Regions from separate parts of the Homo sapiens genome. Here region 2 is linked to region 1. The links are chromatin loops, found by intact Hi-C in ENCODE. Cell type or tissue: PC-3. All regions are shown on one strand. Links, peaks and the distances in the headings refer to the core of each region. The heading gives the core; the rest is flanking DNA.

Region 1 (16,682 bases), core at 4,014-9,013:
AATAATATAAACCCCACTTTGGGAAGGAAAATATGAAATTAGAAATAGAAGGTCTGTCTTCAAGAGTGATAATAGCCTGATTTTTTTTTCATACTTGTAGAATCAAGAATTTACAATGAAGAATTCTCTTTAAGAATCAAATCAGCTTTGAGAGAGAATTCTGTAGCAAATTACTTACATAAAATGTCTTTGCTTATAAAGGTACTGTGCTATAAATTGCCTTTTCTGTGCTGATAAGAAAGCTGAAGACTCTGGAATGTTTAATATCCAGGTTGCAAAACAAAATAACTCACATGGCGACTGGTCATGTTGAGGCAAAGCTCTACAGTAACATGAAAATTAACCATGTATGTTTTTTAATCACAAATAACAAAGATTTCCCATTGATTTTCTTGATATTTAATATATAACTATAAGGACTTTTTGTTGTCAAGTTATTTTTCTAGAGTTCTCATTACTCCTGTGATACATAATCCCTTAGCCTCAATGTTTGAATAGACTTCAAGATTTTGAGAAATCTTTTATATAATTACACAAAGTCATAAAGTATGGCTAGTGAAAAAGGTAACGATGGTTCACAAAATATACATATTATTAATTATTTCAGATGTAAATACATTTGCAATGAATTCATTATGCTTTGTTTACCTCTGTTTTGTCATAGCTTTCCAGGTCTTGTTTTCAAACACTAAAAATATCTCAGAATATTTTCTTGTGTTGAAACATTAATTTACTCAGCTGATTCTCTCGGAGTAGTGGTTTATAACAAGCTTGTTAAAAGTGTTTTTGACAGTTTCTAAACCTAACCCCAACATGAATCCAAGATGGATCAAAACAGACAGAATGTTTGAAGAGAGAAAAAATGTCACAACAAAGATAGCTTTGATTCTTCTATAATTAAATAGTGCTATGGATTGAATTAAACACACACTATCCTAGGCTGAAGTTGAGCTGATTTCTTGTGCTTCAAAATCAGCCAGAACCCACTATCTGAGAAAAAGAAATGAATAAATGATGTTGGTAAAGAAATAGTTAATTCTTTGTCAGCAAATGGGCTTGCCTATCCTTGAGATAAATTGAGCCACATGAAGGTTGTACTTCTGTCATAAAATGTGTGTGTGTGTGTGTGTGTGTGTGTATTCTAGTAGAAGTGAATTTTTAATCAGATTAAACTGTCTGAATAGGTAGTCAGTGTGTGAATTCCCCGCCCCCACCTTTTCTTATGCTAATGAAGATGTGGTGTCAGTCACTCTTGGCTTGTGTTCCTGCTAGGCAGTTATGAGTAGTGCGACCTTGGACAGGTTATTTAACCTCTTTTGAGCCTGGGTGTTCTCAACTGTAAATGTGTGGTAGTGAGAAATAAAGGAGTTAATATGTATAATAAAAATGCTAGGCATTTTGTAATATGTATGATTGCTATACTACTGCTGAGTTTCTAGCATATTTTGAAGACATAGGTAATGGCTAGAAGTTGGCAAGGCTCAGGGGTCTGCACATATAAATAAGACATGGACCCTGCCTCAATGAGCTTACCATCTGAAAGGTAAGAGAGCAATGGTGACTAGCAGCTAAGAGAACACATGACAGTCACCTGTAAAAATGGCAAACTTGTTTACCCAGGTCAATGGCTTATACTCATGGCCAAAGGATCTTCTTGAAATAATAACTATTCTCTCTTCCATGAATAATTTACATAATGATAAAAGACTACTAGATGTGACAAAATGGTAAGAGAAGAAGGTGAACACAAAGAGCACATATTGAGGACATAGCAGAGTGGTGGTAAAAGCCAAGATAATTGACATTAACTGGGTGAACATTGACTTCGTTCTTTGCAGAGTATATTTGTGAGACTTTGGGCAAATGACATTCTCTTTGGACTTCAGCTTTCTAAAATAATGCTAATGGGGGTTGGAAGGGAGGTGGGATGGTTAATGGGTAGAAAAAATAGAAAGAAGAATAAGACTTAGTATTTGGTAGCACAACTGGGTGACTATATTCATAATAATTCAATTGTACATTTTAAAACAACTAAAATCATATAATTGGATTGTTTGTAACACAAAAGATAAATGCTTAAGGGGATGGATATCCCATTTTCCATGATGTGATTATTATGCATTGCATGCCTGTATCAAAATGTCTCATGTGACCCACAAATATATACCCACAAAAGTTAACAATTTAGAAAAATAATAAAAATTAAAAAATAAAGTAATGATAACAAAAAGCTTTTACTGAGTGCTTCCTGTGTGCCAAGCATCAGGAGAACCCTCAAGCTGCCTTATTAGATAGGTACTATTATTTTCCCTATTTTACATCTGAGAAAATGGAAGCTCAAGGAGGTTAAGTAACTTGCCTAAAATCACACAGCCAGCAAATATTTCTGCTGTTACTTTCATGGAGGCAGCATGACTCCCAAATCTGTGTTCCTAATCCAAAAAACATAAACTTGAAGATTTCTTTCCCTTTAAATTTCATGTTCTGAATGCAGTGAAAATGCAATTGGCTCAATGATTTTTAATAATGGGAATAGTTTTGGAAATTTTGTTGACCTAAACAAAAATGAGTCTAAACAGTGGAATGTTTAAACCAGAGTCTCTTCTCCTGGTTTCTGTCCCCTCTGAACTTGGAACCATACTGTTGTCAGGATGGGATCTCAGCATGGGTAACTTTGCCTTCAGGTACTTTAAACAATGATTTCTGCTAATTATGTTCATCTGGATTCTCCTAGGCACTAAATTCCTCCCATAGGAAAAATTTACTTTCTTCTTAAGGTTGTTGAATTACTCATTAGTTCCCTGGCACAAAAATTTACTGAATGATAACCGGATGACTTTCACAGTCATGTTTTGTTGTTATTTAGACCATCATTAATAGAATGTTTCTTCCTAGAGAGTATTTTAAACATATCCTTATAAAAGTCCCATTGAGTAGATATTATTAATATTGTCTCTATTTTCAACTGAGCCCCAGGGAGGCTGATTAACAAAGATGACTGAGGTCACAGCTGCTCCCTAAGGAAATTTACATTTCTGGAAAATAGTTAAGAGTTGCCGCTAGACTTTCAGTTATGCCAACTGCTCTATCTAACCTCCTTCTGCTATGACCCCTCCCCACTGTTGTCTGTATTAAAGGACATAGGAAGTACAGGTATATCTGTGATGTCCTATTTGATAGCTTTTCCAGAAATGTGAAGGAAGTAGATAGGTGATGTAAACTCTCACATAGACCTGCATGCACAAACAAGAACAAAAGGGCCATTAAGTGAGGGAGTGGGGAAATAGAGTTAAGAATTTAAGGCTGGGCACAGTGGCTCACGCCTGTAATCCCAGCACTTTGGGAGGCCAAGGTGGCGGATCACGAGGTCAGGAGATTGAGACCATCCTGGCTAACACGGTGAAACCCTGTCTCTACTAAAAATACAAAAAATTAGCCAGGCGTGGTGGTGGGTGCCTGTAGTCCCAGCTACTTGGGAGGCAGAGACAGGAGAATGGCGTGAACCCAGGAGATGGAACTTGCAGTGAGCCGAGATCGCGCCACTGCACTCCAGCCTGGGCGACAGAGAGAGACTCTGTCTCAAAAAAAAAAAAAAAAAAAAGAGAATTTAATGAGAATACAGTTCAAACTATTTGACTCCTTATAGACTAAATAGGCAGTTGATTAAAATAATATTCATTTCAACCAATTGATCTGGACTTTTTGTAGACTGTTGAAGTCTCATGAAAACATAAAACAAGATTGTTGCACTTTTAAAAGTCTCTATCAGACTTCCTTCAGGCTCTAGGCTCATGATAATGATTGGAATAAAACTGGTTTTGACCACAATGAGATATCATCTCACACCAGTTAGAATGGCAATCATTAAAAAGTCAGGAAACAACAGGTGCTGGAGAGGATGTGGAGAAATAGGAAGGCTTTTACACTGTTGGTGGGACTGTAAACTAGTTCAACCATTGTGGAAGACAGTGTGGCAATTCTTCAGGGATCTAGAACTAGAAATACCATTTGACCCAGCCATCCCATTACTGGGTATATACCCAAAGGAATATAAATCATGCTGCTGCAAAGACACAGGCACACATATGTTTATTGCGGCACTACTCACAATAGCAAAGATTTGGAACCAACCCAAATGTCCAACAATGATAGACTGGATTAAGAAAATGTGGCACATATACACCATGGAATACTATGCAGCCATAAAAAATGATGAGCTTATGTCTTTTGTAGGGACGTGGATGAAGCTGGAAACCATCATTCTCAGCAAACTATTGCAAGGACAAAAAACCAAACACCACATGTTCTCACTCACGGGTGGGAATTGAACAATGAGAACACTTGGACACAGGAAGGGGAACATCACACACCAGGGCCTGTTGTGGGGTGTGGGGAGCGGGGAGGGATAGCATTAGGAGGTACACCTAACGTAAATGACAAGTTAATGGATGCAGCACACCGGCATGGCACATGTATACATATGTAACAAACCTGCACATTGTGCACATGTACCCTAGAACTTAAAGTATAATAAAAACAAACAAAAACAAACAAACAAACAAAAAACAAAAAAAACTGGTTTTGAATGGAGCTCCTGCTAAACAGATGAATGGTGGGAGCTGGAAAGTTACTGAAGGACAGCCAGCTTTTTCTGCAAAACCACACAGCAATACACAAAGCCATAATGGTAAAAATTGCGTACATCTGAGAAGAAGGTATAAACTAACATGTTATGGGGAAATGAAGAGGGCTTGGGAGAGAGAGGAGGGTCGGAGATTAAAAGAACTCCAGGGATGGAGCCAGAACCCAAAAGAAACCAAAGAAAAAATAAAAGTAAATGCTAAACAGCTCCCCTTACAAATGACTTTCACATGCATGGTAAGAAGTGAACTAAAAGAAAACAAAACCAAGAGATATAATAGACACATTATGTAACAAGGATTACTAAGGAGGGGCTAAAACAAGAAACAGACTTGGAATAATTTGGATATGGAAAGTTTATGCAAGAGATAGACACAACAGGCTAGGGGGAATTATGCCAACATGGGTCAAGGCGGATATTGTGTCTGAAGGGAGAAAGAATGTCACATAATAAATAAGTTGGCAGTGGGACAAAATATGTTTGGATGGAAATAAAAGATAAAAGGAAACTAAGACTAATAGGAAATTATTATAGACCATCTGGGTCAGATAAAAAGGCAGCTCAGAATGTTTATGCAGATAAGGATGCCCAAGAAAAATACAGTATGGTCTGGGATAGTAACATTAATATCATATTACAGCAAAGTGATATATTGGTTACATTTCTGGAGAAGACAATGGAATTGATTACAGTCTAGTTTTGCAAATCTTTTGGAGGTCAGAAACCTAGAAAATGGCTAACAGAGAAGGATTCAGAACAGTTCAGGGCAGGCTGTCACCAGACAGACATCCATCCCTAACATTCAGTGGTGTCAGAGAAGACTTGATTATCTCACTCTTCCTGTCACACCACCACCCTGGTGACCTGCTGCAATTTGATGTTCTCTATTGACCCTGCCCTCATCATCTCAAAGACTTCTTCCTGCTCCAGACCCTCTCGCTCCTACTCCCTTCTTCAAGTCCAGCTCTTAAATTCATGCAGCACGGTGCCCTCATAAAAACATAATTGGCCTATCCCAGCAGCTTCTGGCCATTTGCCTGGTCACAGGGCTTTGGTCTGGAGGTTGTAGCCAGACAGCCTTGGAAAATGGGAACCAAAAAGAGACAATAGCTGAGATTTTGGCCCACTTACTCCTGGACCCTTGAACTGCAGTAGCAATGACAACAGCATCAAGCAAACTGTATTGTTTTTGTGTGCAGTGACAACCTTACTGACTGCCAGACAAGGTGGCCAGAATTTTGAAAACTTTAACAGCAGGGCTGTTACAGGCATACCTTGGAGATACTTCCAGTTCAGTTTCAGAACACTGCAGGAAAGTGCATATTGTAATAAAGTGAGTCACAAGAATTTTTGGTTTCCCAGTGCATATAAAAGTTATGTTTACATAATACTGTAGTATATTAACTGTGAAATAGCATTATGTCTAAAAAACAATATATATCCCTTAATTTTAAAATACTTTATTGCTAAAAAATGCTAATGACCATCTGAGCCTTCAGTGAGTTGCAATCTTTTTCTGGTGGAGGGTCTTGCCTTGATGTTGATGGCTGCTGAATGATCAGGGTGGTGGCGGCTGAAGGATGGGATAGCTGTGACAATTTATTAAAATAATACAGCAATTCAGTTTGCCAGATCAAATGACTTTCCCTTTCGTGAAAGATTTCTCTGTAGCATGTGATGCTGTTTGATAGCGTTTTACCCTCAGTGCGACTTCTTCCAAAATTGGAGTCAGTCCTCTTAAACCCTAATGCTGCTTTATCAACTAAGTTTACGTAATATTCTAAATCCCTTGTTGTCATTGCACCAATGTTTATAGCATCTTCACCAGGAGTAGATTCCATCTCAAGAGACCACTTGCTTTGCACATCCATAGGGAGCAACTCCTCATCTGTTCAAGCTTTTTTTTTCTTAGATGGAGTCTCACTCTGTCACCCAGGCTGGAGTGCAGTGGCACGATCTCGGCTCACTGTAACCTTGCCTCCCGGGTTCAAGCAATTCTCCTGCCTCAGCCTCCTGAGTAGCTGGGATTACAGGCATCTGCCACCATGCCCGGCTAATTTTTGTGTTTTTGTATTTTTAGTAGAGACGGGGTTTCACCATGTTGGCCAGGCTGGATCTCGCACTCCTGACCTCAGGTGATCCACCTGCCTCAGCCTCCCAAAGTGCTGGGATTACAGGTGTGAGCAAGTTTTATCATGAGATTACAACAGTTTAGCCCCATCTTCAAGCTCCACATTTCTTTTGCTATGTTCACCACATCTACAATTACTTCCTCCATGGAAGTCTTGAGCCTCTCAAAGTCATCCGTGAGGGCTGGAATCAGCTTCTTTCAAACTCCTGTTAATGTTCACATTTTGACCTCCTCCCATGAATCCTAAATGTTCTTAACGGCATCAAGAATGGTCAATCGCCACGAAATACTATGCAGCCATAAAAAGGAACAAGATCATGCTCTTTGCAGGGGCATGGATGGAGGTGGAGGTCATTATCCTTAGCAAACTAACATAGGAACAGAAAACCAAACATTGGGCCGGCTGCAGTGGCTCACGCCTGTAATCCCAGCACTTTAGGAGGTAGAGGTGGGCGGATCTCGAGGTCAGGAGATCGAGACCATCCTGGCTAACATGGTGAAACCCCATCTCTACTAAAAATACAAAAAATTAGCCGGGCATGGTGGCAGGCGCCTGTAGTCCCAGCTACTCGGGAGGCTGAGGCAGGAGAATGGCATGAACCTAGGAGGTGGAGCTTGCAGTGAGTCGAGATTGTGCCACTGCACTCCAGCCTGGGCAACAGAGCAAGACTCCATCTTAAAAAAAAAAAAAAAAAAAAAAAAAAGAAAGAAAGAAAACCAAACACTGCATGTTCTCACTTATAAATGGGAGCTGAATGATGAGAACCCATGGGAGGTACAACACACACTGGGGCCCTTTGCGGGTGGGGAGGGAGAGCATCAGGAAGAATAGCTAGTGGATGCTGGGCTTAATACCTAGGTGATGGAATGATCTGTGCAGCAAACAAATGTGGCAAATGTTTACCTATGTAACAAATCTGCGCATCCTGCTCATTACCCCTGAACTTAAAATAAAAGCTGAAGATTTTAAAAAAAAAGAAGTGAGTAAGGAGCCCCCATGGCTGGCTAGATCCGTTCCAAACCTGTCAGGGGTAGCTTCCCAGAGATGGGCATGCACATTAGAGAGAAAAAGTATTCTTAAAATGACCCCATATGGTAATTAGCTATTCAAGGGTCATGCATATGGACTACATATCATGCATGTACTTAAAATTATGGGATAGAGGCAATACATAAGTGCACAAGGGCCAAAGTAATGAAGCAACCCACCTATCAATCAAAAGACAGAACTGGCTAGAGATTAGACAGCTAGGGAAGAGAAGAGAAAAAAAAAAACGTATAAAAAGACACAAGCTACACCAGACTGGGCTGATCTCATTTTGCAGAGGTGAGTTCACAGTTCACTCTCCCCTTTGAGAGTGTAATACTGTGTGTAATAAACTTTTGCTGCTTTGCTTTGGGAAAAAAAAAAAAGGAATGGCGAATGCTTTGGTTTTAATTTACTTTGTCCATCAGCGGAATCACTATGACAGCTACAACCTTATGAAGTGAATTTCTTAAATAATAAGACTTGCAAGTAAAACGTACTTCTTGGTCTATAGGCTGCAGAATGGACGTTGTGTTAGTGGGCATAAAAACATTAGGTCAGGCACGGTGACTCACGCCCGTAATCCCAGCACTTTGGAAAGCTGAGGCAGGTGGATCACCTGATGTCAGGAGTTTGAGACTAGCCTGTCCAACATGGCGAAACCCTGTCTCTACTAAAAACACACAAATTAGTCAGGTGTGGTAGCATGCACATGTAATCCCAGCTACTTGGGGGGCTGAGGCAAGACGATTGCTTGAACCTGGGAGGTGGAGGTTGCAGTGAGCCGAGATTGTACCACTACACTCCTGCCTGGGTGACAGAGTGAGACTGTCTCCAAAAACACAAAAACAGCATTAATCTTCTTGCATATCTCCATCAGAACTCTTGGCTGACCAGGTGCATTGCCAATGGTCAGTAATATTTTGAAATAAATCTTTTTTCTTTTTAACTGTAGGTCTCAACAGTGGGCTTAAAATATTCATTAAACCATACCATAAACAGATGTGCTATCATCCAGGCTTTGCTGTTCCATTTCTAGAGCACAGGCAGAGTAGATTTAGCATAATTCTGAAGGGCTCTAGGATTTTCAGAATGGCAAATGAGCACTGATTTCAATTTAAAGTCACCAGCTGCATTAGCCTCTAACAAGAGAGTCAGCCTGTCCTTTGAAGCTGTGAAGCCAGGCATGGACTTTTCCTCTTTAGCTATGAAAATCCTAGATGACATCTTCTTTCAATAGAAGACTGCTTTGCCTACCCTGAAAATCTTTGTTAGTGTTATAGCTCTTTTAGAATTTGTCTAGCAGGTTTTCTGGTTTTCATCCAAAAACCCCCATGAAGGGGGGGAAAAAAAGAGGAAAATCTGTTTAGTGTAGCCACCTTCATCAATGACCTTAGCTAGATCTTCAAGACAACTTGTTGCAGTTTTTACAATAGCACTTGCTACTTCACCTTTTCTGTCATGGAAATGGCTTCTTTCTTCTAACCTCATGAACCAACCTCTGCTAGCTTCAAGCTTCTTCTGCAGCTTCCTCACCTCTCTCAGCCTTCATAGAATTGAAGAGAGTTAGGCCCTTGCTCTAGATTAGGCTTTGGCTTAAGGGAATGTTGTGGCTGGTTTGATCTTCTACCCAGACCACTCAAACTTTCTCTATATCAGCAATTATGCTGTTTCTCTTTCTTATCATTCACGTGTTCACTGAAGTAGCACTTTTAATTTCATTCAAGATCTTTTTCTTTGCATTCACAAGTTGGCTGCTAGATGCAAGAGGCCTAGCTTTCAGCCTATCTCAGCTTTTGACACGCCTTTCTCACAAAGCTTAATCATTTCTAGTTTTTGATTTAAAATGAGAGATGAGGCCAGGCATGGTAGTTCATGCCTGTAATCCCAGCATTTTGAGAGGCTGAAGCAGGTGGATCACTCGAGGTTCGGAGTTTGAGATCAGCCTGGCCAATGTGGTGAAATCCTCTCTACTAAAAATACAAAAATTAGCCTGGCATGGTGGCGGGTGCCAGATACTCAGGAGGCTGAGGCAGGAGAATCGCTTGAACTGGGGAGGCGGAGGTTGCAGTGAGCCAAGGTCGTGCCACTGCACTCCAGCTTGGGTGACAGAGCGAGACTCTTTGTCTCAAAAAATAAATAAATAAATAAATAATAAAATGAGGGATGTGTGGCTCTTTCACTTGAATGCTTAGAGGCCATTGTAGGTTATTAATTGGCCTAATTTCAATATTTTTGTATCTTAGGTAATAGGGAGGCCTGAGGAAAGGAAGAAAGAGGGGGAAGTCGGTCGGTGGATCAGTCAGAACCCATCCAGCATTGATCAGTTAAGTTCACCATCTTATATAGGTGTGGTCTATGCTGCCCAAAACAATTACCACAGAAACATCGGAGATCGTTGATCACAGATCACTGTAACAGATATAATAATAATGAACAAGTTTGAAATATCGTGAGAATTGCCAAAATATGACAGAGACATGAATTGAGTATATGTTGTTGGAAAAATGGTGCCAATAGACCCGCTCAGCGCAGCGTTGCCACAAACCTTTAATTTGTAAAGAAATGCAGTATCTGTGAATTGCAATATAATGAAGCGCAATAAAGCGGAGCACAATTAATATGGTGTGCCTGTGGGTCCTCACTTCATTTCACCTTCTCATCTGGGTTCAGAGCCCTCTTCTTTCACTGCACATATCATTGCTGTGTTATAGATGAAGAGGGCTGCATCCCACTCTGGATTTCAACTCCCCGAGGATCGAGATTGAGTTGCTTATGGCCCTCTTGCCAGAGATTAGCATCCTGTCTAGTAATTATGGATGTTCAGTTATGATATAGAGTGAATAGAATAATTAGGGAGTAACTGGAAGGAATCAAGTTTTAAATATAAGATTTCTGTTATAATGGCAATAGGGGAGATAATTTGCCAAAAAGGCTGGTGGAGTGGGAGTGGATGGCAAGGGATGGTACCTGTCTGGTGTCCTTCAATTCAATCTGGAATTCCCTCCGCTTCTTACATGAAGACCAGTCCCAGGCATGCTGTTCTGATCCAAGAGTTAAAAGTACATCCTATGAAGATTTGAAAGATAAATGATTCCGGCATGGATGCCCCTTGTCTATTTTTCTTGTCACTTCTATGAAAATGTCAAGTTACCTGGGAATCAACTCCTCTGGGCCCCCTATAACACCTAATGATTTTGAATGGAATCTTGTAGAATATTTATGTCTTAAAAAAATAGAGCGAACGAGCCTAGGCAACATGGCAAAACCCTGTCTCTACAAAAAAAACAAAAATTAGCTGGGCATGGTGGTGCACACTTGTAGTCCTAGCCACTCAGGAGGCTGAGGTGAGAGGATCGCTTGAGTCCAGGAATTTGAGGTTGCAGTGAGCCATGATCACACCACTGCACTCCAGTCTGGACAACAGAGCCATATCCTTTCTCAATAATAATAATAATAATAATACATAAAATAGAATAAATGTATTGCAATGATCTCAGCCTCATTAATAACATGTTCTAACCTAGTAGTTCCCAAACAGCTATATTAGAATCATCTAGGGAGTTTAAAAAGGAAAAAAACCAAAACAGATTCCTGGTTCCAACCCTGGCTTTATGAAGTCAAACTTTCTATATGGTATCAAGGAATCTATGTTTTAAATCATTAGGTGTTTCCAAAGAATACTTTGATTTAGAAACTACTTCTTTGATCAAATTAATTTCTTAAACAAATAAAGGGCCACTTATTTGGTTTGTGAATGTCTCCAATGAACATCTGTACTATTTTTAGAGACAATAAAAGTCACAGAAGACAGGTAGAGTTAGTAACTAATTAGTAACTACAGTTCTTTTAAATGATAATTTTTTCTCTTATGTGGGCAATTACCAAATAAAATTCATTACTATTTAGCTATATCTCCATTTAGCCTGTATAATAATAATGATCTATTAGTTTGTCTTTCAATAGTGCTTATTAGTGGGTTCGATATATATAGGTCAGTGTGTCGAACAAATTACCCTCAGAAGCAATTATCAGTTCTTTATGTTCTTGCTTAAGGAATTGTTGGATATGACTGGTGTGATTGAGGGATGTGAAATAGAGGTGATGAAGGAGCTTCTTCAAGATTCCAGGAAATTCAGAAAGGAAGAGAATACGGACTGTTTTGAAGTTGATTCTAACAAACCATTTGCCTGCAGTTGAAAGGTTTTGCTATATTTTTTTGAGTAAATAACTGTGATTTGGAAAGGGACACAGTAAAAAAGATTTTAAAATCTCCACCTTCAATGAGTTTTCTGTTTCTTCTGGGAGATAAGTTATGCAGCCATAATTTAAGGTAAAACACAATGTGCTATAGCAGAAGTAAAACCAAAAGTGTTCTAAAAAGGTGAAATTAGCTTAGAACTATGCTAAAAAGACTAATGACGTGCTATCAGAGAGCAAAACACATTATGAAATTACAGTAAATAAGTGTTTGTGGTATCTGTACAAAAATTAGACAGATAGGACAGGAAGAGTCCATAAAGACTGTATTCTATACAATCATTTAAGAATAAAAGAGATAAATCAGTGGTGAAAGAACAGTTTATTCAACAAATAGTTATTAAAACATTGCAAAGCAGATTTAGATCAGAATGAATTAGATTTTTCTGTCGTATCATCACTAAGATCTAATTATTAAAAGTGATAATACTCAATATTAGCAAGAGTATAGTGAGATAAATACTCTCTTATACAGCTACTGGGGATACAAATTAGACTAATCTCTCTGGAAAGCATTTTGTAATATGAATTAATACATTTTAAAATATTCACAATCTTTTAATAGTTCCACTTATATGCATACACATACACATATGTATGTATATCTATGTACATGTATGTGTTCACAGATATACATATATACACACATATCCCTAAGATTGTGAAATTTCAGTTAAATTCATTTATAAAATGGTCACTATAGTGTTATTTATGATGGTAATAAAATTAGAAAATTCATAGTTGATTAGGACAATTATTAAGTAAATTGTATTACTTCAACACAGTGGAATAGGTCTGTTAAAAGTTATCTGTTGGCAGTTTTTTATTGATATGTTCGATAAAAAAGGTAGGATACTATCACCTCAGTATTCAAAACATAGAAAACCAACCAGCTGGAAATATATATTCCAAAATGTTCATCTTGCTGTTTTGGAATTATGGGATTATGGGTGTGCCCCTCCTCTTTCCAAATTTTCTGCAATCTACATTTTAGAGTAGTTTCTTGACATTCACAGGTGATGTATCTGAAACAGTTGCTAATCCTCAAATGTGAATACTTTCACTTTCTCAGACTTTAGTTCTGTCTATTGCAGCACTGTCTCTTTATCATCAGCACTGTCAGTTGGATTTCTTCTCACACAGAATATTTTTGTTACATCCTTAAAGCTACTATATACTTGGTAATGAGAAGAGAACAACAGAGCCACATTGAGCTCAGATTCTGGTCTTGCGGTCAGCTAGCAGTAATAGCAGTAGAGAGCAAATACTTCCCTTTCTAAATGTCCCCTTCCACGACATTCAATTAATAACAATAACAATAAAAAGAATTATTTGATATGGACAATTGACATTCTCTGATTCTAATATAAAGAATGAATACATGTATCTTAAGAAAATGTTGCTATTTTTCTTGATCAAAGTTAACGTAATGTTGGCCAAGCAAGCCCTAAAAGCCAGATTGTATCCTCTAAGTCCCTCCTATAGAGAAATGTAGGAGGCACCGCTCTGCCAGCCTCACTCATCAATAAGCCATTCTGGTTTTGCACCATCTGCAAAGAATTCATGATCAAATTCACATCAAAGCAAAATTACCAACTACCAGGTCATAGAACTTAGGTCTTTTTCTTGAGTAATTAAACTGAGGAACAGTAAGTTTATTATGCCAAAGTCTATGTTAAAATTCAAAGGTAAGGGAGAGCAATGGAAAGAGAAAAAAGAAATTAATTTGATGTGGGATGGTGCAAGTACGATTTTCATTAAGTATTCACAGGTGCAAATGTAATTTTATTTCTCTACGACTAAAAGTAACTATATCCTCAGTCTTCCCCAGCCCCAGCCCCACAAATTCTTAATCTGAAAACAAAACTTTCAAAATTATTAACAGAAGGTGGATTGATAATACAAAGACTCTATCATGGCAATATTCTTTCTTCCTGTGGTAAATCTGAAAGGTTAGTTTTGTTTGATCCAAGTTGTTCCTGATTTTTTTTTAAAAGTGGCATATGACTTAGGTGAAAGGGGAGCAAGTACAGTATGACTGGAGCATATAATATGTGGGTCAGTGTAAGAGGTAGTGTTTGATTTTAGTGGTAAGAAGGAGGTAAGACTAGAAAGGTAGGTTGGAGTTAATCAGGATCCAAGTAAAAAAAAAAAACCGAAATATTTCTAGATATTTTAAACAGAAGGAATTTAATACAAGGAATTGGTTACATGGGTAAGGGAATGAGAGAGAGAGATTTATAATAAAAAGGGGGTGGAGTGGTTAGTAAACAACAGTTTAGTAACTGCATGAAGCGACTACAGTTCTTAGGCCTGGGAGACAAAAGGATGAATCTGGTGTTACCGGAGTCCAAATGTGCAGAGAAAGGCTGTTTGGCTATGCTAGAACTCATGGCTGTTGCCGCTACTATGGAGATAATGTGGGTTGCGGAAGGATACAGCCACTTGCGGAGGAGTTCTAGAAGCGGATAAGAAGGAGGAAGAATGGATTCTCCATCTTTTTATTTTCTACGTCCTGCCAGTGTCCTCTACTGGCAAAAAATAACAACAACAACAACAACAGCCAGTTGTCAAGGAATTCTGGGAAAAGTAGTATGTAGACCCTCAGGTTTAGAATTACAGAGCAGAATAAAGAAAAGTTGATATGGGCTAAAATACTATAGGTCTAAACTGAGAAATGTCAGTAAGGAATTTGGACTTTTAGAGAAGTTGTAAGGACTTGTAATAAGTTTAATTATATGAATAAAGTCTCAGGAAAGAAGTGGGCTAGATTTCTCAGTTTCACATCAAGGTACCCAATCCCATCCCACCCAGCCCACCAAGCTACTATGGGATTTCCTTTCTCTCTACGCATGTGTATTAGAGTACATGCTTTTTCCTATCCACTCCTTTAACTTCTCCCAGGGCCAGAGAAGAAATTTAAGGACTAGGAATAAGACATTTTATAATGGTACCATTCATTGTTAGTGAATGTGGAGAATGTTTGTAATGGAACCCAGAACAGGAAGAGAGGAAAATGCATCATTTTTAGCATAATAATGGCCAGAGTTAATATTTCACAAGAAATAAAATCATACAAAATCAACATACAAAAATCAGCATTTCTATATGCCAGCAGTGAACAATCTGAAAAAGAAATGAAAAAAGTAATTCCATTTACAATAGCCACAAAAAATTAAATACTTAGCAATCAACTTAACCAAATAAGTGAAAGATCTCTCTGTAATGAAAACTATAAAACACAAATGAAAGAAATTGAAGAGGACACCAAAAACTGGAAAGATATTCCATGTTCATGGACTGGAAAATTCAATATTGCTAAAATGTCCATACTACCCAATCTACAGATTCAATGTAAACCAATGACATTCTTCACAGAAATAGAAAAAAACCTATAATTTATATAAAACCACAAAAGACCTAGAATAACCAAAGCTATCCTAAGAACAAAGAACAAATCTGCAGTACCTAACTTCAAGTTATACTACAGAGCTATAGGAAACAAAACAGCATGGTACTGGCGTAAAAACAGACACATAGACCAATGGAAGAGAATAGAGAACCCAGAAACAAATCCACACACCTACAGTGAACTCATTTTCAACATAGGTGCCAAAAACATGCACTGGGGAAAAGATAGTCTCTTCAATAAATGGTGCTGGGAAAACTGGATATTCATATGCAGAAGAATGAAACTAGATCCTTATCTTTTGACCTATAGAAACGTCAAATTAAAATGGATTAAACACTTAAATCTAAGATCTGAAACTATGAAACTATGACAAGAAAACCTCAGGGAAAATGTCCAAGACATTGGGTCTGGGCAAAGATTTCTTGAGCAATACCCCACAACCACAGGCAACCAAAGCAAACATGGACAAATGAGATGACATCAAGTTAAAAAGCTTCTGCATGGCAAAGGAAACAATCAACAAAGTCAAGAGACAACCCACAAAATGGGAGAAAATATTTGCAAACGACCCATCTGACAAGGGATTAATAACCAGAATATATAAAGAGCTCAAAGAACTCTATAGGAAAAAAATCTAAGCATCCAATTAAAAAATAGGCAAAATATTTGAATAGACATTTCTCAAAAGAAGACACATAAATGGCAAACAGGCATATGAAAAGGTGCTCACCATCACTGATCATCAGAGAGATGCAAAACAAAACAACAATGAGATATCTCACCCCAGTTTAAAAGGCTTACATACAAAAGACAGGCAATAACATGCTGGCGAGGACGTGGAGAAAAGGGAAGCTTTCCACCATTGGTGGAAGTGTAAATTAATTCAACCACTATGGAGAACAGTTTGGAAGTTCCTTAAAAAAACGAAAAATAGAGCTACCACATGATCCAGCAATCTCACTGCTGAGTATATACCCAAAAGAAAGGAAATCAATATATGGAAGAGATATCTGTTTGCAGAGACACTCTTTGCAGCAGCACTGTTCACAATAGCCAATATTTGGAAGCAACCTAAGTGTCCATCAACAGATGAATGAATAAAGAAAATGTGATACATATATACAAGGGAGTACTGTTAATCTGTAAAAAAGAATGATATCCTGTCATCTGTAACAACGTGGACCAAATTGGAGATCATTATGTTAAGTGA
Region 2 (16,682 bases), core at 4,073-9,072, 95 kb after region 1:
GCCATTTATGTTCTAGGTTAATATTTATATGTGAGGTTTTGTTCCTGTCATAGTGTTGATAGCTAGTTGCTTTGTAGTCTTAATTGTGTAATTGCTTTATAGGGTCTGTGGGCTTTGTATTTATGTGTGCTTTTATGGCAGCAAGTATTATTTATTTGTTTCCATGTTTAGAACTTCTTTGAGCATTTCATATAGGACTGGTCTGGTAGTGACAAATTTTCTTAGTGTTTGCTTGCCTGGAAAAGACTTTATTTCTTCTTCATTTATGAAGCTCAGTTTATGAAGCTTCATTTATGAAGCTTAGGGATATGAAATTCTTGGCTGGCATTTTTTTTTTAAAGAAAGCTAAAAATATGCCCCCAATCTCCTCTGGCTTGTAAGGTTTCTGCTGAGAAGTCTGCTGTTAGTCTGATGGGATTTCCTTTTCATGTCATTTGGCCCTTTTCTCTAGCTGCCTTTAAGAGTTTTTCTTTTGCATTGACTTTGGATAGTCTGATGACTATATGTCTTGGGGATGGTCATCTTGAATAGTATCTCACAGAAGCTCTCTGAATTTCTCATATCCAGATGTTGATCTCTCTAGCAAGATTAGGGAAATTTTCCTGAATTATTCCCTCAAATATGTTCTCCAAGTTGCTTTTTCTTCTCTCTCAGGAATACCATTAAGTTATAGGTTCAGTCACTTTATATAATCCCATATTTCTCAAAGGCTTTGTCCTTTTAAAAATTATTTTTGTCTTACTGGGTTAATTTGAAAGACTGATCTTCAAGTTCTGAAATTCTTTCTTCTGCTTGGTCTAGTCTATTGCTCTAGCTTCAAACTGTACTTTGAAATTCCTATAGTAAGCTTTTCAATTACAGACACTTTATTTGTTTTTTCTTAATATAGCTATCTCGTCTTTCATAATCTGAATAATTTTTCTGATTTCTTTGTATTGGGCTTCAATTTTGTGTTGGATCTTGTTGACTTTCCTTGTAATCCATATTTTGAATTCTTTTTCTGTCATCTCAGACATTTCAGTCTGGTGAGGATTCATTGCTAGAGAGGTAGTGTGATCCTTTGGAGGTATTGAATCACTCTGGCTTTTTATACAGTTTGAGTTCTTGCATAGATTCCTTTTCACCTGAGGAAGCTGCCACTTCTTATCTCTGAATTTGCTATCATTTGATTGGGCTTTTAAAATTTTTAAATTATTTCTTCCCTTCAGGGTATGACTAAGGTGTATATTGTATATGGTGTATGTTGTATGGTGTGTGCTTGTTTGGCTTTGCTTCTGGTTGTTTTCAGAGAGCCAAGGCTCTGTATGTGTTCCTTTCTCAGATGCTGCTTGTAGCAATGTATTTGATGTAAGGGCTGACACACTATCTCCTGCAGGGTTGAGGGTGTAGAGGTCTCAGGAGGCTTATCTCATGGATTAGCACAAAGCCCTTGTGATAGCAGGCTTTTTTGTTTGGTGGTGCAGTTCAGGCTGCAGTCCAGACACTTAACAGTAAGAGCTAGCATGAAGGCCAGTGCTGAGTGGAAGCACCTGTTCTGACTAGGGTGGTAGGAAGGGATGATGATGGGGTGCACTAAGGTCTCAGGGTAAGGATGAGGGATGCACCAGCTCTTTGTCCTGAGCTGGTAGGAACACGATCTGCTTTCCTATTATGACACTGTCACAGGGCTCATGACCTGTTTATAAAGGCTTTGTCTTTTGATTCCCAGCTGCAATGTGGCCAGGAGCCATGGGTACACGACTCTGAGGGCTACTACTAATATGGGGCTTGGGGCAGAGCCTCTTCCTCCAGGGCTCACAACTCTGTAGTCTGTCCTCTGTTGTTGGGGTACTGCTGCTTTATGTACGGAGTGGGAGTTGGGCTTCATTCTTCATGGAAGTCCAGGCAGACATTTCAGCAGGGGTGGAGCCACGCAAAAAGTGTGGAAAGTGCTTTCTTTGAGTGCATGTTCACTGTCCCCAGCAGGAAGAACCACTGCTGCACCCACAATAGCGTATGGGGGTGGAGGCAGGAGATGACCCCGCCCTGCATCTGTTCCTGGACTTTGGTATTGCCACCTTCAGTGGTTGGTGTTGCGTTCACATTTCCTTTGTTTCAAGGGGGCTTTGGTGAGCTGCACTCCTTCCTCCCTTAGGGACAGCGCACACCAAAGGTTAGATCTCCACGGGTCCCACAACTCCCCAGGGCCCTGCCATGCTTGCCAAAGTCAGAGCAGGTTGCGGGGTATGTTTGTGGGGAATCTGGTGGTGTGGTGGCTTAAGGGTTTAAAATCCCCAGGTGGGGCAGTGGCACCACCACTATAGCACCTACCATCTCAGTTTGGGTCTGAGGGGTGTGTGAACCCACCAGAGTGGGCTGGACACCTGGTTCTGCCCTTGGGAAATCCTCAAATTGCCACTGACAGTATTGCCCTGGGTCATGAGGGCACAGGGGCTCCCCAACAGTTTAGCAGTCAGCAGAATGTCAGAGGAGTGAGGGGAACAGAGAAGAGAAGCACTCCCATCTACCCTTTCCATGTGGCTTTGAGCTCCTCAGGTGTTAATTCCCATAGACACGTGAACCCAACTTTTACTTCTTCAGTCTCATGACATTGTTGGAAGCTCTGTTGTATTCTCTTTCTATGTTTAGCTGTCTTCCACCCATCTTCTTAGCCTCTCAACTCACTCTTCAATATTTAGCAAATAGGAAAAAGTCCTGATCAATTGTCAGGTTCAAGTCAGTAATATTTCCTTCTTTCTAGGATCTTGATCCTTCATATCCTGGATGCCTCTTCAACTCTTATGGCTTCATGAATATTTTTTAATATAGCTTTTTTTTCCTTATCTTGATTGTGTTGCTGCAAGTTACTCCATTATAACCACAGTTAATTTAATTTTAATTGTAGAAAGATTCCACATACATGACTCATGTATTCCCTCATAAAGCCATCTATTAGTTCTGTCTTACAATAAAACCTCAAATATATACACAGAAATCTTAGATTCTCAGATTACCAGAATGAACTTGGATATAACCAAAGAGGTTCAAATAACTAGACACTATAAATGTTACCTAAGATGGGAAGTCTTAATAATACAGTTCCAAAAATGGCTCTGATGGTTTTAGGGCAAATTCTTTAAAAAAATCCATAAGGGGTAAAATTTTACCCATGAAAATTAATCTCACTTTACAGAGCAGTAAGTGAAAGAAAGAGGATTAGCCCAGTGCCTGATGTATGTGTGCCTAAAAATGTTTATAAAATAAATAAAAGAAAACGGGTTGGAGCTGACAAGCTTGTAAAGGGGATTCTGATACTGAAAAACCACAATGCTTGAGTTCTGCCAAAATTAAAAAAGAAACTGATAAGGACTGTGAAGATGATGATTCCTTTGAGTGAAAGAACAAGCTACTTTGATCTTTCATTCAGTGAATAATTTTACGGAAGGATGGTCATATTACTCTACACAAAAGTCATGCAACTGAAATTTCTCTCTACTTTTATGAGGAAAAAAATGGCAAGATAGCAACCAGATGGTAAGAAAAACAGGTTTAACAAACCTCAGATTAGCACTTAAATAACTCAGAATATAGATTCAACTGCTTTGACAGACCTAAAATAACATGCTTTCGATTACATAGATCAGGAGTCAGCAAACCATGGTTTTGGGAACAAATCTGGCCCACCACCTGTTTTTGTAAATAAATTTTTATTGGAATATAGCCACACCCGTTCTTTTATGAATCGTCTGTAGCTGTTGTAGAGGTGGTAGCTGTGATAGAGATTGTGTGGGCTGCAAAGCCTAAAATATTTACCATCTGATCTTTTACAGAAAATAGTTGCCAACCCCTGGTATAGCCATTTCTCTTTTGTGTAAACCTAGGAGCAGTTATAGGGGCTCTTCTTTGTGAAGTCCTCAGGGCCCCAGGATCTTTCTATCTCTTAACCTTCTGTAAGATGTTGCTTTTGTCTTCATAGTCCAGGCTCACCATGAGGTCTGCATGACGTTCCAGTCAATCTACATCTACAGTGTAATAAGCAAAATGGTCTTCCAGTTAAAAAAAAAGGTTAAACTAAGTTCAATATATCCTGTTTATTAAGGTAGAAAAGCAACATATTTTAAAAATACTTCCATTTTTAATTCTCTGTGCCTAAAGGGGAAACTGATCTTATATACCTCTCCCTCCAAGCATCATGGGTAAAGGATGTGTTGCAGTATAAAAGCTGGAGAAAGGATGTTCCTTGGAATCAGACAGAGATCAAGCTGAATTTCTCAACTTTGTCCCTAAGGAAGTCAATATTTTTTTTTTTTTTTTGAGACAGAGTTTCACTCTTGTTGCCCAGGCTGGAGTGCAATGGCGTGATCTCGGCTCACTGCAACCTCTGCCAAGCGATTCTCCTGCCTCAGCCTCCTGAGTAGCTTGGATTACAGGTGTGTGCTACCATGCCCAGCTAATTTTGTACTTTTAGTAGAGATGAGGTTTCTCCATGTTGGTCAGTCTGGTCTCAAACTCCTGACCTCAGGTGATCCACCCACCTCAGCCTCCCAAAGTGCTAGGATTACAGGCGTGAGCCACCGTGCCCGGCCGAAGGCCAATTTTTTAAGCCCTCTGTGCTTCAGTTTCTTTGTCTCTAAAAATAGGTTGCTGAGTGAGATAGTTTGGATATTTGCCCCACCTACATTTCATGTTGAAATTCAATCCACAGTGTTGGAGGTGGGGCCTGCTTGGAGGTGATTTGATAATGGAGGTAGACTTCTTATGAATGGTTTAGCACCACCCACTTGGTGCTGTGACTTCTCACAAGATCTGGCTGTTTGAAAGTGCAGCACCTTGCCTTCTCTTTGTCTTGTGCCTGCTTTCACTGTGTGATGTGCCTGCTCCCCCTCTGCTTTCTGCCCCTGTCATGATTGTAAGTTTCCTGAGGCCTCCCCAGAAGCTGAGCAGATGCCAGCATCATGCTTCCTGTACAACCTGCAGAACCATAAGCCAATTAAACCTCTTTTCTTTATAGATTACCCAGTCTCAAGTATTTCTTTATAGCAATGCGAGAACAGACTAATACACTGAGTAAGTAGTTTTGAAGAGTAAATCAGATGTATATGCTGTGCTGGTGGGTTCTCTATAGCTGTTGGCTTCTTTTCTTTTCACGAGTTTTTTACTTGTGCCAATACGAAGTTGATCCTTGGAAATGTTAAGCAGACTGAAATCTCATTGGTTCCCATCCATAGAAACATACCAGGCCCTGCACATATGCATATATTTATTATAACAACTTTGTGTAAATCTCATTTATGTATAAATAATTTGTGAAGAGCCTAACTGGGAAGTACATCTTTCTGCAGACACTAACACTCAAGAAGCCTATGACCATTCTTGGGTAGTGGGGCATTTGTATTGGAGAGCATCATTGTATACTCTATTTGAAAAGCCTATAATTAATATCTTAAACTATATAATATAGTGTGACAGGCTTCTTTTGTGTTAACAAGAAGTTACTCAGTAATTCATTTCCTAGTCCTCTTACTGGAAATCATGATAAAATAATGTGGTTTTAATAAGGCTCTAATATGCTTTTCCAAGGGAATTCTGCAGTGCTTTAACAATTATCATACCATGACTTTAAGGCACTATTGCTTCAGGAATGAGTATAGCTTGTTACCAAAGGAGATGACATGTTCAGGGCCAGGAATGGGAAGTCTCAAACATGTTATACATAGTTGCTGTGGAATATAGAGATTTAATTGATGAATGCTTAGAACAAAGACAAATCTGAGATTCTAGCACGTGAGATGAAACAATGGTTCCCCCTCCCTGAAAACTACTGTTCACTAAGGAAGAAATAAAACAAAGAAAAATATTAATGCTTTCAGCACTAATTGCTTTCAATGTAGTAACTAACCTATTTCAGGTGCTTAATAATATTCCTCTGCTCTTTGGGGACCTTTGTTCATCTTAATGGGACTAATTTTGTTTTGATGTTAATTGTCCTTTAATATTTTGTTTAATTGTGCAATATGTCTCTAGGTTTTTTGAAAAAGGGAGAGAATTAATTCTAAGCAGAAAGCCAAACAAACAAATGCATATGACTCATTTTCCCTGAAAACATCTGAGTATTGTTCTGTATATGACTAACTAGACTTATCCTTCAATGAGCCAAGTATTTTTCTTATACACACATTATAAAATTTAGCAACAAGGAGGATAAGTGACCACCAACATTGATTTAATTCGATAAACATTATTTAAGCACCTATTCAGTGAAGACAGAACAAGATGCAGCACATGAGGATACAAAGGTAGATAAATGGTTCTGTAATCTCATAGTATGATAGAGACAAATGCATACAAAAATGGTATTGATATATGGGCACCTATGAAAATATAATAACTTTCATTTCAATTATGCTTTTATGGTTCATGATATGGTTTGGCTCTGTGTCCCTACCCAAATCTCATCTTGAATTGTAATCCTCATGTGTTAAGGAGAAACCTGGTGGGAAGTAATTAGATCATGTGGTGGCTTCCCCCATACTGTTGTTCTCATGAAATCTGATGCTTTAAAAGTGCTTGGCATTTCCCCTGCCCGCCCCCACCCCGTCCACCACCAACACACTGCCACCACGTAATATGTACCCTGCTTCCCCTTCCCCTTTTGCCATGATTGTAAGTTTCCTGAGGCCTCCATAGCCATGCAGAACTGTGAGTCAATTAAACCTCTTTTCTTCATAAATTCCCAAGTATCATGTAGTATCTTTACAGCAGTGTGAGAACGAACTAATACAGTTTACAAAGGACTTTTATGTTCCATTCTTATTCATTTAGATCCCACAAAAATCCATGAAGTATATGAAGATTGTTATCTCAGTTTTACAGAACATTGTGGTTCAGAGTTTTTGACTACCCTAAGATTATATAACAAATAAGAAGGAGAGTCAGGCTCCAAGTCTTTCACTCAATTCTTTGTATTATTCTGCTTTTTGTATATAACATGAAAGGACAGGGCATTAGTGAGTTCTCTTTAAGTAATGCTATGGACTGAATTTTTGTTTCTCCAAAATTCATGTGTTGAAGCCCTAATTTCCAATGTGATGGTATTTCGAAGTGGGACATTTGGGACCCACTGGGAACCTTTGGGAGATAATTAAGTTTGTCTCCATGAGGGTAAAGCCCCATGATAGGATTCATGCCCTTATAAAAGAAGAAGAGACCAGAGCCCTCTCTCTCCACCATGTGAGGATACAGCAAGAAGGTGGCCATCTATGAACTAGGAAGAGGGTCCTCAGCAGGTGCCTAATCTGTCAGCACTTTGATCTTGGATTTCCCAGCATCGAGGACTATGAGAATAAATGCCTGTTATTCAAGCCATACAGTCTATGGTATTTTGCTACAGCAGCCCAAACTCACTAAAGCAAATGTTAAGTCCAAGAACATATGCATTTGTCCTGTCAGGGAAGGCTGACCTGCTTATGTCACATCCAAATCATTTTACCGGCTTCTCAAGCCCTGGATGAAGTCCAAGTTCCTGGACCTAGTAGATGAGGTCTTCCATCTCTGGTGGTTTTTGCCAGAAACTTTGGCTTTATGTTTGCCATTCTCATCCTTGAGCTCCCACAGTACATTGGCACTTGCAGTTCCTCATGCACTTCACATAGTTTCTCACCTTTGCCTAAGTTGTCTTCTCTGCCTGAAATGTATTTTTGTCCTATTTAACCAGACAACCTCCTATCATCTTTAAGACTTGGCTATTCTACTTCCTATTGGAAGCTTTACAGACTGTACCAGAATCAATTAGGTTTTCCTCCTCTATGTTTCCATAATATGCTAATTGTATTTTCCTCATTTTAGTATACTCATGTTTATGAGCCTCTTTCCTTTCTTAAACTGTAAGTCAAATGAGGGCAGGAACTAGGTTTTATTTTTCTCTGGCACCTCTCACATAGAAAGTGCTGAGGGCTGTACAAATGACCAGGTTCATTAAAAACATAATCACCCCTGAAGTGAGGCTCAGGACAGTATATGACAGACCATTATAGGTCTTATATATTTTAAGGGTTGCAATTGGTAGATAAGAGAAGTTGCTCACTGGTTACATCAGTCTGTCTGCCATCCCCCTTAGTCTGGACTGGAAGATGTAGTAAAGACAGAATACAGTAAAATCTTCCTAGTAAAGAAGAGGCAACTAAATAGCGATAGTCTGAAATGTTGAAATAAGCAAATTATACTTTTATTAAAAGAGAATAGTAATATTATAAAAAGTTTAAATCAAAGATGCTTTATTCCTAGAAGCAGATAATTAGAGGTAGATAAAACACAAACAATTGTCTAGGTCAGTCCTAAGGTGTAATTATTACACACACACACACACTCACACATGATACTGAATTTCACTACTAATGCAAACAATGAGAATAAGAGTAACATAGTAATCCTATTACTACATTTCTCTATTCCAGCAGTTACCCTTCCTTTCTCCTAGTTGGACAATTAGTACCTTTTCCTTTTATTTTTTCCTACTTCATTGAGAAAAGGGGTGTTGTACTAATAGTAGCACCTAGAACCCTGACTCCCCTGTTCAGGAATGGGGGTCGATTGTGCCACTTGCGTCACCAGGCAACCCAAAGAGAAACTCTGAGGCCATCTGGCCCACCATATTTTTCATCTTCTCCCAAACTTACCATGACCCAAGCTAAACTTCATTTCTCCCCAATTCCCAACCTGTTCCTCCTGCAATCCCTATCTCAGTAAACAAAAATTCTATCTTTTTAGTTGTTCAGGTCAAAAACCTTGGGGTCATTCTTGACTTGCCTATTTTTCTCATATCCTATATCCAAACCATTAGAAATCTTGTAAATTCTGCATTCAAAATATCTGACCACTGTCCTCATCTTCACTGCTACTACCCTGGTTGAAGCCATTACCATCCTTCCCTTAGATTTTTACACTAGTCTCCTAACTCAACTCACAGCTTTGCCTCTGCAGCCTATTCACTACCCAGCAGCTGGAGGGATCCTTTAAACTATGTCAGATCATGTCCTACCTCAGCTCAAAACATTCCAAAGGTTTTCATTTCACTTGTTTAAAATTTAAAAATGTACAGGGTTTTTACATGACCTCCTGCCACTGACCTCACTGTGTTCATTCTGCCTCAGCCATGTGGGCCTTCTCCTTGTTCTATTATAAAACACATGAATAGACTCCTGCCCCATGGTTTTCTTTCCTGCTCTTCTCTAGGCCAGGAAGGCTCTTCCCATAGACATATGCTTGGACCATTCTTTTTCTTCAGGTTTCTGTTCAAGTGTCTAAGATGAGAGAGGCGTCCTGTGCACAGTCTGCTAAGCTCCAGCCCTCTTTCCCTGAATTTCCTATCACTCTATTTTGTATAGTTAAAATAAGGGATAATCAAAGTATGATTTCACAAATCACAAAGAGTATTGCCATACAAAGATATTTTGTTTCTTTTTGAATCACCTAAAGAAGGGAAGAATAATGAGAACAAATCTAGAGGGAATACACTTGATAGATGACGTACATTAACCACAGAGTGAGTTCCAATTTTGTTAGAGCCCAGTTATTAGTCTAGTTGCTCAATTAGGATAGAAGCAGGGCCTCTGTGGAAAGCAAAGTCTAAGTGAAATTTGAGGCATACTGTCAAAGGACAGGTTCTCAAGAGAGATGACTTGACCAACACAGGAGAGATCCATGAAGGCACCTAAGGTCTCGCGATGCTAGAGGGCAGTGCTAGTGTCAGCTGAGGAGGCTTTAAGCTCAAAGGCTAACTAAGCACGGCCTTGTTACAGCCTGAGCCAGCAATCTTGAAGAAGTGACTGATAGAGTGTATACTGCCACAGGCTGAGCATTCAATGTCTGCCAAGCTCTTGAGTTTATATGTATTTTGGAGTCAGTAATTCATGGATGAGTTAAGGTCAGTAACTAATGGATGAGGTCTGATAATGTGTGACATAACATTGTCAAGGGGAAGGAGATTACACTTCAAATTCTTATCATAGCAAAACTTGTCACTCATGTAGCAAACTATGTAAGTGTTTGGAACAATTTCAAAGCTTATCTAGTTGTATTTTTCTTTATAACTCTTATTACCACCTGATCTGTTATATACACAGTATATATTTGTTATTACATTTATTACCTTTTACCTCTAAAACAAAATTAATATCTGTGTGGAAACAAACTTAGTATTTTACCCTGAAGTATCTGGAGGAACTAAAATGTACCTGGCACTTGGTAGGCACTCAGTACATATGTGTTGATTGAATAAATGAATGAATAAATGAACATATTACTTATCATACTGCAAAAATTGAAAAGATTAATAATACTTCATAATGGTGAGGATATGGAGAACTAGGATTATACTCCGTTGGAGGATGAATTATTTTAGATAGCTAATTGACACTTGGAAATATCCATCAAAATAAAACATAAATATTCCCTTTGCTCCAGCAACCGAATTTCTAGGAGTTTCCACCATAACAGTACTAGTTTACAAAGAAATATGGCCACACAATAGTTACAGAAGTATTTTAATGCCCATCAATAGGGAATTAGTTAAATAGATTTTGTTGTATTGGAAAACGGTTTTGAAAGCAAACAAGGCAGATCTCTATGTTAATGCTGCCTGGGATCTGGTGTTGAGGAAAAAAATAGTAGGTTGTAGAAGTACATGAATAGAATGGTCCTTCTTATTTTTTTCAAAGAGAACATTACATAGATTTACATGTACACATGCTTACACACATTAGATGGTAGGATGTCATCAGCTTGGACTGGTGATTATCTCTGAGGGGCGTGGGAGGGTGATTTTGCTCTCTGATTTGAGCACTTCTCAGCTATTTGAGTTTTTTCATCATTATTTTAAATGATGGAAATTAAACATTTTTACTTTATTTAAAAATTATTTTTCAATGCCAAGTTTCTCAGAAAGCCTAAAAGAGCAATAAAGATCGATATGAGGACTTGGTTTGAATATTGGCTCTGTAACTTACTAGCCATGTGACCTTTAGCTATCAATTTAATCTCTCTTGAAATCACATCCATTACTTGACAAGGAGGCAGGCAGCATATGACTCCCACCTGGTTGTACAATGGGGAACCTTTTTGGACACTGAACCACACTAAGGAATAGTAGATAACTGAATAGATGAGCTTTTGGAGAGGAGGTTAGCTTAATGCTGTTTCATGTCATTTGATATTGACATTAATAGGCTCCATAAAGCTTCTTCCCTTTTTATCCAGGATGTGAACCAGACATCTTTAAGATTGCAGCAGTTAATTTTATCCATTCAAGCTTCCCAATCAATGCTTTTACTTGGAAAATATTTATGCTTAGGATGCTGAAAAGCTTTCTCCGCAGTCAGGTCCCTAAGGCATTCTAATATCACTTTTTAGAGTTGAGTGCTGAGACCTTGGGCCCTTGAAGTGAGAAACAATAAATAATAATGACTACAGAACTTGGCAAATATAAAGCTCTAGGCAAAGTTGTAGAAAGAGTACTCAAGCGTGCAGAATAAACAAGATAATATATATAACTTTCTCAGTTTTTGATCCTAAAAATTAGAAGTAAAAACAGCAGCTGTAATTTTGAACGTTCAACAATCACATTGCAAGCATTTTGTATATCAACTGTCATTGCTTATTAGTGCACATTTCCTTTTCTTTTCAGTCTCTGTCTCTCTATTTCCATTTGCACTCTCCAACCTCATCCTGTAAAGCCCTGTTTACCCTCAGAATCAACTGCTGAGCTCTCTCTCTCAAGGTCCTCGCTGGTATCAATTTTCCATGTACCCCCAGAAGATTCAACTTTCCACATCACTAATTTCAACATGTCTGTCTTCTGCTTAAGTGTTTCCTAAGAGATGCAGAATAAAGTTTAACTTTGTAAAATTGGTACTCAAGGCTTCTTCTGTAATCTGTTTCCCTCATTTTGTCATAAGAGAAAGTAGAGTACGTGGTGTTTAGAGACCTGGGTTCAAGCTTCAACTATGATTAGCTTGTTTGGATTTCTTGATCTCTTTTAGCTTCAATTGTCTCATCCCTTTGTAAAATGAGATTTATAATAATGCCTATCTCTCAACGTTATTGTGAGGATCAAATGAATCCATGCTTGTGAAAGCACTCTAGACAGTAGGCACTGTAAAATACAATAATAGTAATAGCATTTATTGAATACTTGTATGAATCCAAACCTCACAGCAACCTAGAAGACTTATTACCATTTCCATTTTATAACAAATGAGGTACACTTGGGTTAAATAAGGCATCCTGGTTACACAGTCAGGCAGTGGCACAGCTAGAAGTCAAACCCAGGCGTGTGGCCCAGAGCCCATGCTCTCACCACTCTGTGGCACGGCCACTGGACGTGATGACTGCCCCTTCCTGACAAAGAGACATTCATTCAGGCTCCCATGCCAGTTAGTTCTCTGTTCTCAATCTTTTGGAGCATACACACTCATTAGATGGATCTATTAATAATTCCTCTGTTTTCCAGCATTCAACAAGATAGATGGTGCTCAATGATCATTTCTTGAATAAGTGAGTGTTATCTAATTCCGTATTCTTCAAACTTACCCATTTATAAGACTCACCCTGGGCACTTGTTAAAAATACACATTTCTTGCCCATTAAAGCCACAATGAGGTATCACCCCTCTCACCTCTCACAATGGCTACAATTAAGAAGACTGAAGATAACAAATGTTGACAAGGATGTGGAGAAAAGAAAATCCTTGTATACTGTTGGAGGGAATAGAAATTAGTACAGCGATTAGGGAAAACAGTATGGAGTTTCCTCAAAACGCTAAAAATAGAACCACCATGTAATCCAGGAATTCCTGGGTATATATTTAAAGGATATGAAATCAGTTTGTTGAGGAGATCTGCACTCCGATGTTCATTACAGCACTAGCCACAATAGCCAAGATTTAAAATCAACCTAAGTGTTTATCAAGGGATGAATGAATGAAGAAAATGTGGGATACATACACAATGGAATACCATTCAGCCTTAAAAAAGAAAGAAATCTTGTCATTTAAAACAACATAAACGGACATAAAGAACATAAGTGAAGGCTGGGCATGGTGGCTCAAGCCTGTACAGCACTTTGGCACGCCAAGGCGGGTGGATCACCAGATGTCAGGAGTTTGAGACCAGCCTGGCCAGCATGGTGAAACCCCATCTCTACTAAAAATACAAAGATTAGCCAGGGGTGGTGGCACATGCCTGTAATTCCAGATACTTGGGAGGCTGAGGCAGGAGAATCACTTGAACCTGGGAGGCAGAGGTTGCAGCGAGCAGAAATCGTGCCACTGCACTCCAGCCTGGGCAACGAGAGTGAAACTCTGTCTCAAAAAAAAGAAAAGAAAAGAAAAGAAAAGAAAAGTGAAATAAGCCAGGCACAGAAAGTCAAATGCTGCATGATCTCATTTTCATGGCAATCTAAAAAAGCTGAACTCAGAAGCTGAGAGCGGAATGGCAGTCACCAGATGCTAGGGGTTGGGGGCACCTGAGGGGATGTGGATCAAAAGGTACAGAACTTCAGGTAGAGAGGGGGACTAAGTTCAAGAAATCTATCGTACATCATGGTGACTATAGTTACTGACATATTTTGTCTACTTGAAAATTGCCAAGTGATTAGATTTTAAGTGTTCTCACCACAAAAAAAAAATGATAAATATGTGAGGAAATGCATATGTTAATTAGCTTGATTTAGCCATTCCACAATGTATACATATACCAAAATGCCATTCCATATGCAATAAATATATATAATTTATTTGTCATTTTTAGAAAAATAAAAGTATGCATTTCTGTGCTCTATGTGAGACCAGCTGTGAATCGGTAACTCTGGAGGTGGGTGGAATTAGATAAATCTAGTGTTTTATAAGTTCCTCAGGTGATTCTTTTAATCAGGTAAGGCTGGCAAGTACCAGTCTAATTCAATACATCTGAACCTCCCGGGAAGCTTTTCAAACCAGGCAAACCCATTTTTATCTCCATCTGCCTTCAGAGATTCTGAGTAAGTCTAGAATATGTATTGAAAAAACTTCTTAGGTGATTCTTATGCTTCCCTTTCCCATCCCTTCCTCAGTTAAAAACCCATTTCTACTTGTTTCACGTATAATATATACACTGTGGTCCACAACTTCACACTTCCACCCCAAAAGAGACTGAAATATGGATGCTTTGGGAGGCCAAGGCGGGCGGATCACGAGGTCAGGAGATCGAGACCATCCTGGCTAACACGGTGAAACCCTGTCTCTACTAAAAAATACAAAAAATTAGCCGGGCATGGTGGTGGAGCCTGTAGTCCCAGCTACTCGGGAGGCTGAGGCAGGAGAACGGCGTGAACCCGGGAGGCGGAGCTTGCAGTGAGCCAAGATGGCGCCACTGCACTCCAGCCTGGGCGACAGAGCGAGACTCCGTCGCAAAAAAAGAAAAAAGAAAAAGAAAAAGAAAATGAAATATGGATGGTAAGCTCTGTGTCTTATAATTTTGAATCCAACACATGCCAAGGACATAATGGCATAATGGTTGTTCAGTTGAATTAAAATTTCTGTTTTATTTCCTTATCCATCCCTGGGTTCAAGTTTAAACTATGATTAGCTTGTTTGGATTTCTTATTTACTCATTTTATAACTTAGTTACTCATTTTCTGCCTAACTACCTGGCCATGTGTCCAATATTTTGGTTTAATTCACTTGTGTCTTTTGCCACTTAGCTATCTCCCTGCCCTGGAATCCATAGTCAGTGCCTTCAAAACCCACCCTCATTGGAATCCTACATTATTTCGATTTGCACACCCTAATAATTCAGGCCATTCATTGACCCTCAATGCCAATAAGCCTCTGCGCTTGTCCTTCTTTTTTAAAAATATAATTTATTTGTTTTAATAAAAGTAGAGATGGAGTCTTGCTATGTTGCCCAGGCTGGCCTTGAACTCCTGGGCATAAGTGATCTTCCTGCCTTGGCCTCCTAAAGTGCTGGGATTACAGGCATGAGCTACTGCACCTGGCCATTGCCCTTCTTAATGATATATACCCAACAAGGTTTGTTCTGCTATAAATGAATCATGGATCACCCTATGATATGATCAAACACACGGAGTGCTCATGCAGAAAACATCTCCCCAACAGACCTGCCCAGGTGTCTAGAATTTCTAATACGATGCCTGTACATCTCTCCAGAACAATGCGAACATGACATGGGAGCATATTAACATCCTCATGAACACACTAGTTTATCCAGGCAGCTGAGAAGAAGGCCTAAGTGTAAAACATGGCTCTAGTCAGATGGCCTGTCTGGCACATAGGCAGAGACTCTAATAGGCACTACTCTGAGATACAAGCATTCATGACCCAAGAAGGACACAGAAAAGGGCAGAGATATTTGGTCAAGTTGAAAAAGGAAGACCCAAAACTTAGCTTGCCATGTAACACTTTCTGAGAATTAGAAATCTAACACTTTCTAGTCATTTGATTTATATAATTTCTAACTCCACAAACTCTCTTAATCTGATGATTTTAAGATGCCCATTCTTATTGCTGCTCATTTAGTTTTTTTCATCCTCTCATTCACTGTCTCAGACCCACTCTTATTTCTTTTCCTTGTCTCTAAAATCTTTTAAACATGCTCTTTTCCCTCAGGATTTTCCTGATTTTTACTTCTCCAACTCTCCTTGAATGTGAGATGTTGTTGGTAAAGAAAAAAAAAAAGACAGGGAAAAAAGATTTCAAGTTGGAATTCATTATTTGTCTGCTCTACTATTGTGTGTGTGTGTGTGTGCATGTGTGAGAAACTTTGAGACAGAGAGAAAAAGGAAACAGACAGAAAGGTTAATTGATTCTGTATTTTCCTTAAAGAGAATTAGAAGTTCACTGTGTTATGTAATTATATAATATAATTGGATTTATTTTTTTCTTTCACTTTTTTCTTTTCTTTTTGTCCCTCCCTTTTCCTTAAGTTGCTTTGAATTACAATAAAGGCTAAACAATCTGCCTTTGTATGCAATTTGTGCACAAGCTGCCAAGCTGGCTGCCAGGTTTAGTCCTGATGTGATCAAAAATGGTTGGGTTACAAAGCCACTGAAAAAACCGGTTTTCTACAGGAAATAGAAATTTATTAAAATCAGGCCTCCCCAAATGCCCTGGCTGTTAGGCTGGCAGCCTGCCAGGTCAGCAGGGCTGGAAGAGAAGGAGATGAGCAGATGTGATCGTGCAGCCCCTACTCAAGCCAGGCGGGAGGCGGGAAGCACTGCAGGGTCCTAGAGAAGCAACTGTCATACAAACAAAAGAATCTCCATCAAGAACACCAGAATTGTGGTTTCCCAATCCCTGACATTTTTAGGTGTTCTGGGGTGTGCCATTTGGATTCTGGCCATTCATGGGCTCCCAAATTATATTTCAAAATCTCTGATTTTTCCCAGCAGAATAAAATGTTAATACCCTTACAGGGTCTTGGGTTCTAACGTCAACAAAGATCCTTAACTTCTTTGAGCCTCAGTTACCTCATCTCTACATGGGGAATAATACCTACCCCATGAATTGTGAACTTAAATGAAATAACAACTGAGAACTGATAAGTATTGCCATTGTTATCTCCTTCCACCACAGGATGGGCTATCCCAGGCAACTGGCTGCCTCTCATTAACCACTGGTTTGGACGCTGCTTTGGTTCAGGGCACAAGGCCTA

The links. A loop is a pair of places that touch in the nucleus more often than their neighbours do. Peaks named below come from ENCODE experiments on the same cell type or tissue, not always from the same donor. Only the 100,000 strongest peaks of a DNase experiment are listed, where the experiment ranks them.
Region 2: it touches region 1 in a loop (4-fold over the local background); 1 of 110 quality-filtered maps calls a loop at or near these places.

Annotation. Positions count from the first base shown.
Region 1 is chr1:64,376,850-64,393,531 of GRCh38, reverse strand. It overlaps LOC105378774 (a long non-coding RNA gene), which reads right to left. Exons shown (of 3, transcript XR_947460.4): 2 at 10,771-10,869; 3 at 9,961-10,212. It overlaps LOC124904732 (U7 small nuclear RNA), which reads left to right and starts at 9,073; the gene lies at 9,073-9,134. It also overlaps the pseudogene RNU7-62P. In PC-3, for the core only: no CTCF peak of the experiment used is centred there; no DNase peak of the experiment used is centred there.
Region 2 is chr1:64,282,002-64,298,683 of GRCh38, reverse strand. No RefSeq gene overlaps it. Among named protein-coding and RNA genes, the nearest start is that of UBE2U, 87 kb to the right of the region's middle. In PC-3, for the core only: no CTCF peak of the experiment used is centred there; no DNase peak of the experiment used is centred there; H3K27ac peaks cover 386 bases.